2 separate regions of the Homo sapiens genome follow, and region 1 is linked to region 2. Evidence: chromatin loops called from intact Hi-C (ENCODE). Cell type or tissue: heart right ventricle. All regions are shown on one strand.

Region 1 (8,000 bases), 510 kb after region 2:
AGGCCCACAAGTCTGCTTCTTTCCATTTCTCAAATACGTTTTCCCTCCTGCTATATAGGACTGGCAAATGCTGTTCCCTCTGCCTGATGGGAACCTCTTCATCTAGCCAATGCAGGCTTCCCTTTCCACTCCCAGGTTACTCCCCACTTTAGGGAGCTTTAGTGGTCAAATTTGATATTGTTCCTGAGAGAGTTCCATTCATTCTGTCCGGCAGCTTCATCTTGCCAGTTTCCATTCACTTCTTAGCACTCCTCAGGTTATCATTTTACATGTGTGGCATGACTATTTGACTGTCAGTCTCCACCCTACACCTAAATCTCTGTGAACATTGCACCATATTTGGTTTTGCTCATCATTGAATCTCAGGGTTCACCATTTCCTGAATGAATGAATGAATGAATGAATGAATGAAGCTGCAGAAGTTCACTATGACTTGGGCATGGATTGCAAGAATTCACTGATAAAATGAGAGCCGAGTCATGCCTTATGCACCCGATGAAAAGTTTAGGTTTATTCTTGAGGGCAACAGAGAGTCATTGAAAGATTTTAAATAAGGTGATGTAATGACTGGATTGTACAGAGAAGGGCAAGGTCAGAGGCAGGAAGACTGGTTAGGAGGCTGCTGCTGGAGTCAAAGGGAGATGATGATGGCATGGACTAAGGCAGTGTCCTCGGTCACCATGATACCTGGCTGGGAAGTGTTCCCTGTCCCCTGGGAATGTGAGACCCAGGCAACACCACTCCTGGGGCCTCTGGCTCACCCATCCAAGAAAACCTCCCTTCCCAAACTCACCAAAGAGTAGAAGACTGGAAATGGGGGTGTGGTTTTCAGATAAAGGAGATGCTGTGCAGAACAGTCATGGACCAGGAGCTGCCAATGTGCTCACAGACAGAGATTTTGTTTAATTTGTGTCTTGGATTCCTGCAAAAGTATTTGCTGTCTTGATAGACAAGGGATACACAGCAAAGAGTGCATACGGTAAACAAGGGCAGTATAATCAAAGCAGTTTTCCTCCCAAGTTGAAATCCCAGACCACCTTGCCAAACACAGCCAGTTAAAGTAAATATAATAAATGCCTTTTCCAGACAGACGCACTCCTAAAGGCACAGCAAGGAGATGAGAAGATATGCTGACCAAGCAGATTAACGGGGGTGAATTAAGCAGAGAAAGGATAGACCAGCTGGCATAGGGCCTCGCAGAGAGCTAGAAACAGTCACAAAAATTAAGCTAAATCCAAAAAAAAAAAAAAAAAAACCCTGAAATGATACAGGAGGGAACTGATTCTAAGCGCAGCCCATCCCTGCCTAGAGCCGCAGGCTAATTTGGTAATTAGCAGTTATATAAAATCGATGGCTAACTGTTCAGATGGAGGATGCGCCATGACATCATGAGAGAGATAGAAAACCCCACGTCCTAGTTATTATTTCCCTCTACCGGGAAAAAAGAAGATCCGACACTCACTGATCATCTCTCTTATTCCAGGAACTCTCATACAGTTATAGCTTCTTTAATCTTCACAACCACCTCATGAGGTGGGTATGGTTAGCATTCCCATTTTACAGATGAGGAAACTGAGGCTTGTGGAGTTTGAAAACCTGCCCAAGTTCACAAGGCTAGCAAGGGGCACAGCTGTGATTCAAAGCCAGTCCTTTCGAGTCCCAGTCAGAAGATTCCCCTTCCACAGCTGCTTCTGCTAAAGAAGTAAAATGTAAGGGACAGTCCAAATTTAAATGCCACAGACCTAGAAGCGATGGGAAAATTATTATTGAGTAGGGGGCTTAAATAGGTTGATTTTTTGTTACAGTCAGATTTAAAACATTTCAAATATATGTGTATATATATATATATATATAATATTACATTTATATATTACACATAATTATCTCAGGGAGTTCACTGCTGAGGAGATTTATGAGGCAAATAGCTTAACATAATTTAAGAAGGGATTATTGGCACATAAGGAAATCAAGTGTATTTGTACTCGCTGAGATGCTAGTTGCAAGGATTGTTGGTTCTCTTGCTGAGGCATCTGGGGGAAGAGAAGGGAGAGCCATGAAAAAGAGAAAGGGACAAAAGGGAGAAGTTTGACTCTGGCTCTAAAACATTGTGCTTTCTCACTCACTCTCCAACTTGGAGCGTAAAAAGTTAAGTTTTTCAGCCTCCAATGCCTGTGTTCAGACACAGTTTGATCTGAATGCTCTGCTCCATGCAACATGCTAAGAGCCTAGACTTTCAACTCTGTACCCAGGCTTGCCACTTGCTGTGTGATTTGGGACAGTTGATTGAATCTTTCTAAACCTCTGTTTCTTCATCTGTTAAAGGGGACTGATACCACTGACCCCACAGTGCCATCATGAGGCATTCATGAGGCAATACATTTAACGAGTTTAAGGTAGTGCTTCTGACAACAAACTACTCAGTAAGTGGATGACAGTGGTGAAGACGAAAGAGATGAGGAGGTCTGTGAGCTACTGGATGGTTTAGGATGTCCTCCTTTAGTCCATGTGGCCTAGTGGTTTAGAACCTTGCCTCTCACAGCGTGGTGCAGCCACCAGCAGCCTGGGCATTACGCCCAGAGATGTTGGAGGCCTCTTCCCCCGAGAACTACCAACCCAGAGCCTGCATTTTAGGACCCCTGCTTCAAGGAAATCTATGAGTGAGAAGCACTCACTTAGAGCACAGCTGTGGAAGTACCCCACTCAGGGGGGAGACCAGCTTCATGAAAAGTGCATCCTTGAGCAAATTTCTTAAATTTCCTGCACTTTAGTTCTCTCATCTAAAAGACATCCTATCTACCTCATTGGGTTGTAGCGAGAATTAAATGAAATCATACATATATCCCTATTCAAGAACTTAGGATGGAGCCTGGCACACAGTAAGCACTCAATACCCATTCAATTTTTTATTGGTATTAATCCTCACAAAGCTCAGACCTGAAGCCGTGGCAGCCTGGCCTTTGCTGGGCACAAGGTCAGGCCCCCTTTACTCTCACTGTTGACTCAACACTTAAAGCTCTATGGCACCTGTATTTGCCATTCCCTGCAGAAGCCGTTGTCTCTGAGGCCACCATTTTCCTCTTTGTTGTGGAATCCAGGCCCTTCCTGACTCTCCTGGTCTCTGAGACATTCCCAGAGCTGGCTGGCAGCAAGTACCCCCTCTTGACCTCCCTCTTTACAAATGTTGCCCTCTGCCACACAGAGTCCAGGCTGGTGCCCAAAATTCAAACACTCCCCCCCCATTATTCTCTGTAGGCAATGTCCAGAGAATTCCTTCTGGGATATGAATTTGTTTCTGAACAACAGACTCAATGTCTGCAATGACTTTTTCTCTCTGCTCTAGTGGCTTCTGTGTCCTTAATAAGTCTGTTTTAGTCTCAGTCACTTAGCCTGTATGATGTCTGTTTGGCCTGTGCACCATACCTATAGTCCCAAAGGGGTCCTTGAGTGTTACACATCTTACCAGCCAGATTAGAACCTGGCACCATGTAACAGGGTACAATACCATTCTGCTTTCTGGGCAGCAACAAAAAAAAAAAACAACAAATCATTTAGAAAACTCCAAGTGGAAGGAGGGAGGGAAAGAGAGAGAGAAGGGAGGGAGAAGATTTTTAGTTGCTGATTGCAATTTAGCGAAAAAAATCAACTTCCCTGACTGGGACTAACGCAAATTATAAACACTACTCTGGCCTTTGTGTCCAAGGTGACTGCTCTAATCTTTCATCAAAAAGGCATGTGGTTGTGTTTTAGCAGGAGGGGAGGGGGCTTGCCCTAAGCCATCCACTCTCTCTCACCTGGTCTTCCCTCATGAACAGAAGCTTAGGATCCGTAAGGATTCTCATGACCAGGAAACAAGGCAAAAGGAGCCAGGCCCATACGGTCACAGGAGCACCGTGCTCTCACAACCACCCAGGGCCCGTTCATCGCACCCCTTACCCACTCCACAGGGCACCTGCCTTAGGCCTCATGGTGGCATTTGCTAACCTGCTGCCTCTCCCTGCACCAGGACTATCTCTATCTCCAGTTGACAAGCTGAAAAATTGCCAACAGGGCCTAGGAAATCCAGAAGCTTTACAGTTTCTACAGATGTGATACAACATAGGACTGCAAGAAAACAGAGACTTACAGCCAGCCACACATGATGCACTCACACTCACCACATGCACACATGTACACACAAACACACCTACAGACTCTTGCACTTACACTTAAGCACATATGCACACTCACATGCACATACACACATACTCATACACACATGCACACACTCATAGTCATACACACCACACATGCTCATGCCCTCATACGTACACACTACACTTTCACATACCCTCACACGTACACACACTCACACACGCTAGGCTGATGCCTGCAAGTACGTCCTGATCATGCTTTGGGAGTTGCCGCCTTCAAGGTTTCTGGCCCAAATGGGGATCTAGTGGTGAGAAGGTCGGCTCCTCAGGGTACACTGGCAGGCCACGTGCTTGTCTGCAGGGGAAGAAATCTGAGACTCCAGAGGGAGTCCAGCTGGCAAGTCAGCACTGACCACGGCACTCAATGTCCACCTCGCTATGTCTGCACTCCCTGATGGGCCAGTGCACAAACACCAAACCCAGCACCAGACCTTCAACGCCCTGCAGCTCTTCTGAGGAGGAAAGGACCAGGCACAGGGCCTGGGGTCCCGGGCCAGACAGTGCTCAGCCTCCTTTGGGCGAAGTCACAGTGACCCCAAGTGGTCACTTTGGTAAGGCACCCTCTAAACATGGTGTCACCTTCCAGGGGCGGGAAGCTGGGGAGTGGGCTGCAGAGACCCAAGTTGAAGAGGAGGAAAGAAAGGACAAAGGCTTCCACATACCTCTTCCTCACGGAGCTGGGACATACAGGGCCTATTCCTTATTTGTCTTAAAGGCTGGGGATAAGGGGGCTGGGGGAAAAGCCAGGTGGGAATATTTCAGCTGCAGCTTCCACTCCTCAGCAGGGAGTACTTGTTCACAGCAACAACCCAGAATAGGGATGCTCCTATATGACAAGGTTGATGAGCTGTGTTTCTCATTAATTCCACCAGCAATAAGAAAGTTCCATCTGGAAACAGGCCTTAGAAGTATTATTTTTCTTATCAAAAATGGGCTTGTTAGGCCAGTCCCTTCCTTTAAATCAGGATGGAATTGGCTGCTTCTCTTGAAACTTGAACATCATGCACACCCAAAAAAGCAGGGAGATGGCCTCGAAAGCCTGACTCATTCCAGGAATCCTGAAGATGCACCTGTCATTATCCAAAGAGATAAGTGTGGGGAGGCTGACTGCTCAGATCTCCATTTAACTAAAAAGTAGATTGGTGCCTATCTGGTGTGATTTCAGGGGCTCTCCAAAGATATTCTCCACATATCTCCCCCATGAAACCTCTGGTCTCCAAATTCCACTGATGGGAAATTTCTCTATGAGGGACCCTATATTAGTCCCTGGGTTTTCATGAATTATTTTGCCAGAGCTGCCTTTGCATGCCCTGTTTCCTTTGTCTGGGATGCCCTCCCTGCCACCAGATGTCCATGGGTCCTTCAAAACCCAGTCCAGATATCCTCTCTTCGGAGTCTCCCCAACACTCCCCACCACCACCGCTACTGCCACCAGCACCATGCTGCTTCTGTGCATGTTTTCTCACTATACTACATACTGAAAAAAATAAAATCTTTGACCCAAAGACCTAAGAGTCTAGTGAGGAAACCAACATGAAAACTAACAATAATAACATAATCACTATAAAAATCGCAGATTGACTGCAAGTTCCTTGGGGACAGGGTCCTCAGTTTGTCCCTCTCTGTGAAGGTAGGCACCCAGTGCACTAGGGCCAATCACACCCCTAACCTCAGTTTCATAGACTTGAGCTTCACAGACACTTGGGAGATGATCTCAGGGATTTAAAGATGGAAAGGTCCATATTTCCTCATGTCCACTTGATCCCAACCAAGTCTGCAGACCCCAAGTATCTTACTCATGTTTTTGCTAGCAAGAGACAGCAATCTCAGTTCCTTGGGCCTCCTTCTCCCTACCACTTTCCCTGCTAGCGACAGCAGGCATGAAGAATAGGTTCCCAAAACAGGGCTAAGTGAGTCATTCTGCCTTTATCACCACAGTCCTTGCACTGCAGGTGAGAATGTGCTAACTCCTGTTCCTTTCTAGCCCTAATTAATCTATGAATGCTCATTATGCCCCATTCTGGCCACTAGAGAATTCCATATTTCCTTCCCTCTATCTTTCCTTATCTTAGCCAGCTTTAAGTTCCAACTCAAATGCCTTCTCTGGAAAGACTTATCTGACTATTACAGCCCATGCTGATCTTCTCCCTGCTGATCGTGTCCTCTTAGTCCCATGCTGATCTTGTCCTCTTAGTTAGCAGCCTCTGCTTTGGTCCTGCATTAGTCCATTTGCATTACTATAAAGGAATACCTGAGGGTGGGTAATTTATAAAGAAAGGAGGTTTGACTGGCTTACAGTTCTGCAGAGTGTACAGGAAACATGGTGCCAGAATCTGCTTCTGGTGAGGGCCTCGGAAAGCTTACAATCATGCGGGAAGCCGGAGGAGTAGCCCGCGCATCACACAATGAGAGAGGGAGCAAGGGTTGGGGGGAGGTGCCACACACTTTTAAACAACCAGATCTCACGAGAACTCACTCACTATCTGGAGGACAGCTCCAAGCCATTCATGAGGGATCCACCCCCATGACCCAAACACCTCCCACTGGGCCCCACCACCAACATTGGGGATGGCAATTCAATATGAGATTTGGAGGGGACAAGCATCCAAACTATAACAGGTACCAAATCACTCTCGAATTCCAAGTTGCTTACTCCACTCCTTCCTCCTGGCCTGTAAGACTCAGGGATGGGAACCATGCTATCATGAGTCAGAAAATAACAAGAGACTTGGGTTCCAAACCTAGTTGTATCATGTATCAGTTTTGTGACCTTGGCCAAGGAATAGACTTCTTGGAGCCCCTGTTTGCTCATCTGCAATACCCTATCAGTAGTGCTTCAGGGAAATTAAATAACGTGTGAATCTTTAAGAAGCTCAGTAATACTTGCATAACTCTTTACCATCAGACACTCAAAAAGTCTTCATTTTTTACTTCTCTTTTTCTTCCCTCCCCTTCGTCATTATTCTTTTCCATGTAGCTTAGTGCTAGGCATATTATGGGTGCTCACTAAATAATTATTTTACTTTTTTAGCACAGATTCCTTTTCACCCCCAAAAGGCAAGGCTAATGTCTTGTTCAGCTCACACCACCTTGTGTCTGACACAAAGGAGGCCCTTAATATTTGTTGAATGTATGACTGTGCTTTAGGGGTTCCAAGAAGAATGGGTGTGAGGTGAAAGAGTTGAGAAAAGCATCAACCTCCAAGTTGAACAAAGAAAGTTCTATAAGGAACAGAGAGTAGTGATTTCCTATGGGATGAATTTTCTGTGCTATTGTTAAGAAAGGGAACAGGGCCATTTATATGTTACCACTTGCAGGAGTTGGATGGAGAGATAAAGGGGGCATTGATAGAGAGCAATGGGGTCTTTAAAAAGTGAGAAATCCCTAGGAGTACTCAGAGTGCTGATATCTAAGTGCACTGGCTATGCCTCGGATACATGTGGTTTTTTTTTTTTTCCAGCAGAACTGTGTCTAACCTGCTGGCAAAGAGCAACAATTCACTTGTAGCATGGAAGAAAGCTGCTGAAAATCAAAGGAAAGCAGCAGGCACAAACCTATAAGCAAGTCCCACTTTTCCATCCTCTAGACAGAAAACCTGGGAAGAGAACACATTAAATTCTGCTCTGCAGTTTTCTGGGAGAAGATGATTCCATTGTAAATTATTGAACATTTCATTTAAGCTTCATAAATAAGAAACTGGGATGAAAATGTTACATGTTAGATCTGTTTGGCAACGTATAATTTCTGTCTTACTCCCTCCATCTGTCACCCTTCATCTATGTTGGAGAATTTCTACTTCATTATAGGCAA
Region 2 (8,000 bases):
GCTCTACCCAGCTGGGTCACTCAGGAGACTAGGGACTCAGATAGCTCTTTTTCTTCTGAGTTGGGTCTTCTGTCTCTGCCCAGCAGTGGCAATCAGCCTTGTCAAGTCCTCCGTGGAGAATGATGATGGCTTGAGGTGAACAAACACTACAGTGTTGTAGAAATGGAGGAGACAGAGCTGCCGTTGGCATGGGTCCTTGTCATCCCCTCCCCTGCTTCCCCTCCTAGTATCATCCCCTCTCCTGCTACACCGTGTGACCACCCACCCCTCGGGCAATTCCTCCAGCCTCCGTGTGAGGCAAGGAGTTGAAGGTGGAAGCTGGATGAGCTGGGGGTGTGAGAGGTGGAGCGTAAGGTGGGCAGGGACTGTGTCTCATCCAGCTTGGTGTCATCAGCACCTGGAACAGAGTGGGTGGCAAAAGATGTGTGGCTTATGAAGCAACATCGGGACGCTCATGGTCCAGTTTCTGAGCAGTGCGCTGTTTAACAACCAATGTGTCATTTCAAAAAGACTCAAGTTCGTTACTGTCTTTTCTTGAACTCCTTGGAGGGAGATATGTAGACCACAGCAACATTCCTAAAACATCTTGAAAGTGCTGCCTGCCGCTGTGTCTCTGCTTCCTCCCTGCAGCTCATAGGTCCCAGCGTGGATCACACATGTCCATCCAGCAGGTCCTTCCCCTCCTGCCTTCTGGAAAGCTGTCCTGGACCATGGCCCTCTGCCTGCTCCCCCTACCTCACGTCCATGCTGCACACCTCCTCTCTGTACCCAGTGCTCCTGTTAGAACCCACTGTGTGTGTTCTGCTGGTTTCTTTGATTGTCTCTCCCCACCCACCCTGGCCACCACTAAGTTGTCAGTTCCACGTGGATAGGGACAAGCCTTTTATAGCCTAGCATTGTGCCTTGGTACATAGTAAATGCTCCAAAAAAAAAGTTTGTCAAATAGAAGGTATGCTCCTTGCTTTAGGACTTGCTTTTTATTGAAAGAGATAAGCTGTAAAGACATCCTTACAAATAAAATGTGTAATGTGTCGGAAGGGGAGTGAACCTTACAGAGGGGCCCTGAGGAGTGTGAGGAGGAATCCCAGCACAGGAGCTGGACTTGTTCTAGAAGTGACATCCCGGTTTCTCCGTGGAGCCGCAGGATGCACATTCCCTGTGACAGACAGGGCCAGCAGCTGCCCAATGCGCCATCACAACTTTAATGTAAATGTAGCTGTGTTTGTATGAACGAATACACAATTCAGTGGTGTCACATGATGCTGAGAGGGAAAATGGCCTGATGGGACAGCCTGTCTGCAGCTCCATACCAACACATGCCCTCGTGCCATCTTCTCCTCAGTGGAGGTCCAAGGCCTGTTCTTATTAAAAAAAATAAAGGCTGTATGCGGCCGGGCGCAGTGGCTCACGCCTATAATACCAGCACTTTGGGAGGCCGAGGCGGGCGGATCACAAGGTCAGGAGATCGAGACCATCCTGTCTAACACGGTGAAACCCTGTCTCTACTAAACCTACAAAAAAATTAGCCAGGCATGGTGGCGGGCGCCTGTAGTGCCAGCTACTCGGGAGGCTGAGGCAGGAGAATGGCGTGAACCCAGGAGGCGGAGCTTGCTGTGAGCTGAGATCGTGCCACTGCACTCCAGCCTGGGCGACAGAGCAAGACTCCATCTCAAAATAAATAAATAAATAAACAAATAAAGGCTGTATGCAAGCTAAGGAGTGGCCTTCATGTCCCAGATCTGCCTGGCTTTGCCCTTTTTAGCTGTGTGATTTTTTTTTTCTTTTTTTTTTTTTTTAGACTGAGTCTTGCTCTGTCACCAGGCTGGAGTTCAGTGGCTTGATGTTGGCTCACTGCACCCTCCACCTCCCGGGTTCAAGTGATTCTCCTGCCTCAATCTCCTGAGTAGCTGGGACTACAGGGGTACGCCATCATACCCAGCTAATTTTTGTATTTTTAGTAAAGACAGGGTTTCACCATGTTGGCCAGGGTGGTCTTGATCTCCTGAACTCGTGATCTGCCCGCCTCAGCCTCCCAAAGTATTGAGATTACAGGCATGAGCCACCGTGCCCGGCCTAGCTGTGTGATCTTAATTCTCTATGCCTTGGGTCCCTTATCTCTGAAGCGGGGATGGTAATAGCATTGACCTTATGGGGTTATTGCAAACATTAAATGAATGAATATGGGTAAAACAGGTCAGCGCCTGGCCCATCTGAAGACCTGGAAAGTACCAGGTGTTAGCTGTGATTGTACTCTGTGCACAAGCCCTCTGTGGTTTGGAGCATTTGTTATCCTCTCTGAGCCACAGCCACTGCTGTACATGTGTAAACACTCTCTACAGAATTTGGAAAATGCAGCCTGGGTGGCTTCCTGGGAAACATAGATTAGGACTGGATGCCCCAGGGAGGTAAGGTTGACAGGTGTAGCAAAGAAAACTACAGGGAGCCCAGTTACATTTTAATTTCAGATAAATAGCAGATACTTTCTTTGGTATAGATATTTCCCATTCAGTACAGTATTTGGGATATAAACTTGAAAAATTTATCACTGAAATTCAAATTTAACCAGGTGTTCTATATTTACTCTGGCAACCCTGCTGGGAGGGTTTCTTCAAGGCATTGCCTTCTGATCTGGTAGCCTACAGCCTGCCAAAGTGAAGGGGAAGACAGGAGCCAGGGATTAAAACCAATGACCCATCCTGGAGCCTCTAAATCATGCCTTTAAGTCTCGCTACCCTCAGTGGCCCATTGGCCCATCCTGGAGCCTCTAAGTCATGCCTTCTGTGACTTCAGACTTTGCCAGGGCTCTTCAAGGTGTCTGTGCAGCATTGCATGGCTCCAGCAGGCACTGAGAAGAAATCGTATTGACTTGACTGATTGAATGAATGAAGGAATGAATGGGGTTATAGTGGGTCTGAAGCCTGCGGAGTGTGATTGGAGGGACATCAAGAGGCTCCATTCCTCAACATTTGTTAGCCACGCTTCCCCGAGGTCTGCAGACTTTACCATGAGAGAGCCATTCCTCAGAGCTAAGGAATTTGTCCACTGGAGCCTCCATTAAAGTGGAGTAGGCCTGGGAGGGGCCATACTCAGTGCCAGCAGCCCTTCCCACATTGGCAGGCTCTGTGAGTTACACAGGGTGTGTGTAGGTGGGGACACTCAGGGCTCTGCAGTCAGGATGCCTGGATTTGAATCCCAGCTCCATTCACTGAAACAGGCATTGATTCTCCCTATATTTTCTCCATCTCCCATTTCAGTCTGGCAGCCTTGGAAGTTGCTCAAAGGCAGCTGTTCTCCATGCCTTGGTGCAGAACTAAACACATTGAAGAGCTTATGCCAAATGCCATTGAGGGTAATGAGAAAGAGAGAGATAGACGGAAAGAGTGATGTTTCCCCATAATGGGTTGAGAGAGAGTGAGGATCTGGGAACTATCTGGTGAAAGCAAATTGGGGAGAAGCAAGAGCTTAGAGGAGACTTCTGGCTACTTTCTGAAGGTTCCAGGCCCTAGGAGTTGTGTGGGCCTGGAAGGACATCGTGGGCAGGATAACGGGTGTCTCAATAGCAGACAGTATAGACAGATCAACAGCAACGGTAATTGAGTGCTTTGTGCCTGGCACTGTGGTAAACGCCTTACAGGTATTCATCCATGCTTAGAGTAGCCGCTTCTGTTTCCCCGTGAGAAGTTGAGGGGCGGAGAGTTTAACTTCAGAACCACCAGGAGGTCTTCTTTGAAGCCTGGGCTTGCATTAGATCTGGGGTGAGAGATTTTATGGTGACTGAGGGTAAATTTCTCTCAAGCTGGAGGGGATGAAGACTCATACTTGTATTTGAGTCAATTTAAAGAAAAAAAAAAAGAAATGTGATATTTGGTTTGTCACTGAAATCTGGACTCCTTGTACACCTTCATTATGGAGATTTGTTCGTTGGACTCCAATGTGCTCCAGCCTGACCCGCTCAGGCCCCTCCGAGGCAGGAGGATGCGCAGGCATCGGACTGCTCCTTAGGGAGTGGCGGGGAGGGGTTCTGCTCGATTTACCTCTTGGCAGCCATCAGAGCCTCCCTGGGGGAGGAGGGAGCTGGGAGAGAGTGGCAGGGGCTTCACGTGCGAGCGCTAAGTCCGAGCCCTGTGCCCCAAGCTGCCCGGTGCCTGCACAGCCTCCCCGGCTCCTCATAAAGGCTCTGAGTCTAGCACAGTATCTCCAAAGGCCACTAGGGGCAGTGTCAGCCTGCGCTTCCCAGGGCTAGCCCAGTCGTCGGCCTCCGGAGAATCCCCAAGAGGTTCCCAAACAGGCAGATTCTGGTACCAGTGCTGGAGGTTCAGTGGGTCTGGGGCAGAGCCCTAGGAATCTGTATTTTCACAAGCACCTCCAGTCGATTGTGATGGGCAGTCAGGTTTGGGAACCACTGATCCTGGCTTACCTTCTACCCATTTCCGGCATCCTCCGTCGCCTCCTCAGGCCCAGCCCCTGACCACAGCTCATCCAGCCTCAGTTGGAACTCTCCTTGTTGTCGATTGTTCAGAATGCCTGACAGTTCTTTCTTCCACTGAGCCAAAGGCTCGCCTCCCGCTGCTGTCCTCTGACCCACATCCTCCCGCAGTGCTGTGCTGTGCCTGCCTTCGCCAGCATCTCTCCCCTGCCGGGCCCAGCACGGATCACCTCTCCCTACCTGCTGCCCTCGGTGCGGCTTTCCTCCTGGCGGCACAAGGCTCCCGGACGGCCCACCCTGTGCTTGTTCGCTGGACGTGTCTGTTGACGCCTCTGTAAATACACAGCCACGCTGGAGCCTTAACCTCCAAGACGTCTGATGGGGAGAAGAGGCACAGAGCCCCCTTTCTCCCTGGGAAGCTGCTGCCTTTCGTGGGGGACCTATGTAGGTCTAAGAGCTAATCATACTAAAGGGAAAGTTAAGCACAGAATAGTCCTCTCCCCACTGTCACACTAGCCCAATTCCACAACTGTTGTTACTTTTCTTTAAAAAAATTGACCTGGCATGGTGGCTTATGCCTGTAAACCCAGCACTTTGGGAGGCCAAGGTGGGTGGATCACCTGAGGCCAGGAGTTGGAGACCAGCCTGACTAACACAGGGAGTCTCATCTCTATTCTACTAAAAATACAAAAATTAGCTGGGTGTGGTGGTGTGTGCCTGTAATCCCAGCCACTTGGGAGGCTGAGCCACGAGAATCACTTGAACCCAGGAGACAGAGGTTGTAGTGAGCCGAGATGGTACCCCTGCACTCCAGCCTGGGAGATAGAGTTAGACTCTGTCTCGAAAAAAAAAACAATTTACCTTAACATATTTATTCAGTTGCTACTAGGGTATGTATACCGTTTCATATTCTGCCATTTTCATAAAATACTATTTCCCCACATCTCTGCATAGTCTTCCTAATTCCATTATAATGGCTGCATAGTACCACATCCTGTGGCCTGGGTTCAAGTCTCTGTCTTCCACCAGCATGCTGCAGGCACCCTAACATGCCATTGTTCCTCTCCATGAGCTGATCCTGTCCCCATGGGCCTGGCATGCTTGTCCATCATTTTGTTTTATCTTCTAGCCCTTGCACTAGATATAACCATACAGTATCCCTGTCATTTGGGGCATAGATAGGCTAACACTTGCTTTATGGCACTGTCCATAGGGGGCTGCAAAACAGAAGAGCTATTTTAGCTGTTATCTGTTAGACCGCTCTTTGCTAATCACCACTACCATTTATGGAGCTATCATGGGCCAGTCTTAGATTGGGCATTTGGTGCGACTTATCCCAGGCAATTCTGAAAGCAACTCTATGAGATATCCATACACCAGTCCACATTACAGATGAGAAAACTCAGGCTCAGAAAAGTTAAGCAAGTTATCCAAGATTACACAGCATTTACAGGACAGAGAGGGATTCAGGCTCAGGTCTGGGGCACTGCTAAGTTTCTGCTTATGTCGCTCTCTTACATTTCAAGAAATGTAATCCGTCTCACGTGTATTTGAGCCCCTGCAAAATAAGCCTTAATGTAATGGAGTTGTAGCAAACCTTACTGATTTTGTATTTCTCCAACCCAGGCCTAGTGATAGGCTTTTTCTCTCTTATGTTGGTTGAAAAACATGCCCTCTCAACCCACTGTGCAGACTGAGCAATTGATGCATAGGCACAGGAGGCCACTAGGCCAGAGAAAGGTGGGGGATTAGAACTCAGGTCACATAGTGTCAGAGAGCAGATGGAAGGCCAAGAGGAGAAAGGGGTCATCGGGGAGATGCCTGTGGTAGGCAGGTCTGTCTGCAGTTCAGCTCCTGTGAGGTCCTGGCACCAGGGTCAAACCATCTCCCATCTGTACCTTCTCATTCTACCTTTCAGGAATAGCTTTTGCCCAGGCTCTGCAGCCCAACATTGCCCTCGCTGTGGGCCCAGCTCACATAGCCCTCCTGCCTGGCCTCTCCTGACCTTTCCTGCCCCACAGCAATCATGCACTCCTCTGAACTCCTCTGCAATTACAATTTAAATAATTCATTTGGCAATTAATCATATCTTGCCTTGTGACATCTCTTCTGTTCCACGTTGAGCTGTTATTTAGAAGTGCAATTGTTTAACTTCCCATGAGCAGCATATGCTGCCTTGCTAATCTAGTCCAGTTTTTTGTTGTTTCTTTCCTGGCAGTCAATCAAACCAGGGGTAACAATTTGAGGCCCCATTGGTGGGGGGTAGGCAGTGGGCAGAGATCCCCATTCAGGAGGCCATGGAGCAGGCAGCCAAGAGCCCTCTGACAACAGCCTCTTAGAGAGCAAGACTGCCATCACACTCCTCAGCCTCCTTTTCTCCTGATTCCCCCAGTTATGAAACAGCTCTGGATACAAACAATCTCAGGAATTTTCCATGCATTTGTACAGTCTCCTTGACTGGATTAGATTTCCTGTGGGCAAGGACCATTCATTCTATTTTCAGTGAGGCTGCCTAACATGATGTGGCAAATCCTGAAATGAGGGAGAGAAGCCTGAGAATTGAGTCCCAGCTCTGCCACTTACTACCCATCAGCCCAAGTAAGTCATTTTACTTCTCTCAGCCTCAGTTTTCTCATTTCTAAAAAGGGGGAAAATACCCATCTCATGAAAGTGTTAAGAGAATCATGGAACAAGTGCTTATATTCACACTGTATATGTACTCTAAGCAGCTTGCACACATCAACTCCTTTAATACTCATATTCACTCAAAGTAGATTCTATTATTATTTCCATTATACACAAAAAGATTAACAAGTGAGGAGCAAAATAAGTGGGGGTGTGTTCTTTAGGGGATACAAGGAAGGCCTGCCAAGAACAATGGCGAGGGACGAGTTTCACGCCTGTTGGGTGTCTGGGTGTCAGTGGGGGGAGATGGGTGGAAGGAGAGGTAGATGGAAGCAGGCACTGGGCAGGGTGTGGCCCTTGAATGTTCCCAGGAGTTTCCAGGCTTTAGGCCTGAGATACAGAGGGGAGAATGGGAGTTGGGATGGTTCCAGGCTTCAGTGAATTCCAAGATCAATGTATTTGCTTGAGGTGAACTTGACCTGGGAGGAGAGGAGTAACCCCAAGGCAGTCACAGATGTCTCTGGAGAGTGAAAATGAGAAAAACGTGTCCAGAGGGTTTTATCCATCCCCATCCCTCCTAAAGGTGAGGGCTAGAAGTTATTTTACTGTAACTCAAGCCTGGGGAGGAATCATAAGTCTTTTAGCACCATGAGTGTGGGAGCTGCACTAACAAGAAGTCTTCTTTTCCCTGTAAAAGATCCCATTGTTTGTAGATGGTCTCAGGGAACATAGCCCAGCTGGAGGGCCTCTTCTCCGGCCCTGACACTAGTCCGGCCCTGACAGTAGTCCTCCTCTCAGGATCGGTAGTGCCTCCTTCTCCCCTCCCAAATGCAGCAACCTAGCTAGAAAAACAGACAGGGACTGATACAGCACACCAGGTGCTGGCCAGGAGCAGATGGGATCTCAGGAGAGGAAGACAACGGGTTAAATGGAAGAGGGGAGGGAGAGG

Evidence for each region. Hi-C counts contacts between places; a loop is a spot of excess contacts. Peaks named below come from ENCODE experiments on the same cell type or tissue, not always from the same donor. Only the 100,000 strongest peaks of a DNase experiment are listed, where the experiment ranks them.
Region 1: a loop joins it to region 2, with 5 times the contacts of the local background. A loop is called at or near these places in 29 of 110 quality-filtered maps.

Annotation. Positions count from the first base shown.
Region 1 is chr1:175,370,715-175,378,714 of GRCh38, reverse strand. All of the region lies in intron 9 of TNR (tenascin R), which reads left to right. Among named protein-coding and RNA genes, the nearest start is that of KIAA0040, 180 kb to the right of the region's middle. RefSeq lists an enhancer at 4,660-4,809. In heart right ventricle, CTCF peaks have their summits at 4,525 and 4,724 (motif pointing left); no DNase peak of the experiment used is centred here.
Region 2 is chr1:175,884,343-175,892,342 of GRCh38, reverse strand. LOC124904458 (a long non-coding RNA gene) reads left to right here and starts at 5,607. Exons shown (of 2, transcript XR_007066743.1): 1 at 5,607-7,024. In heart right ventricle, CTCF peaks have their summits at 4,024 and 4,223; a DNase peak (open chromatin) is centred at 4,212.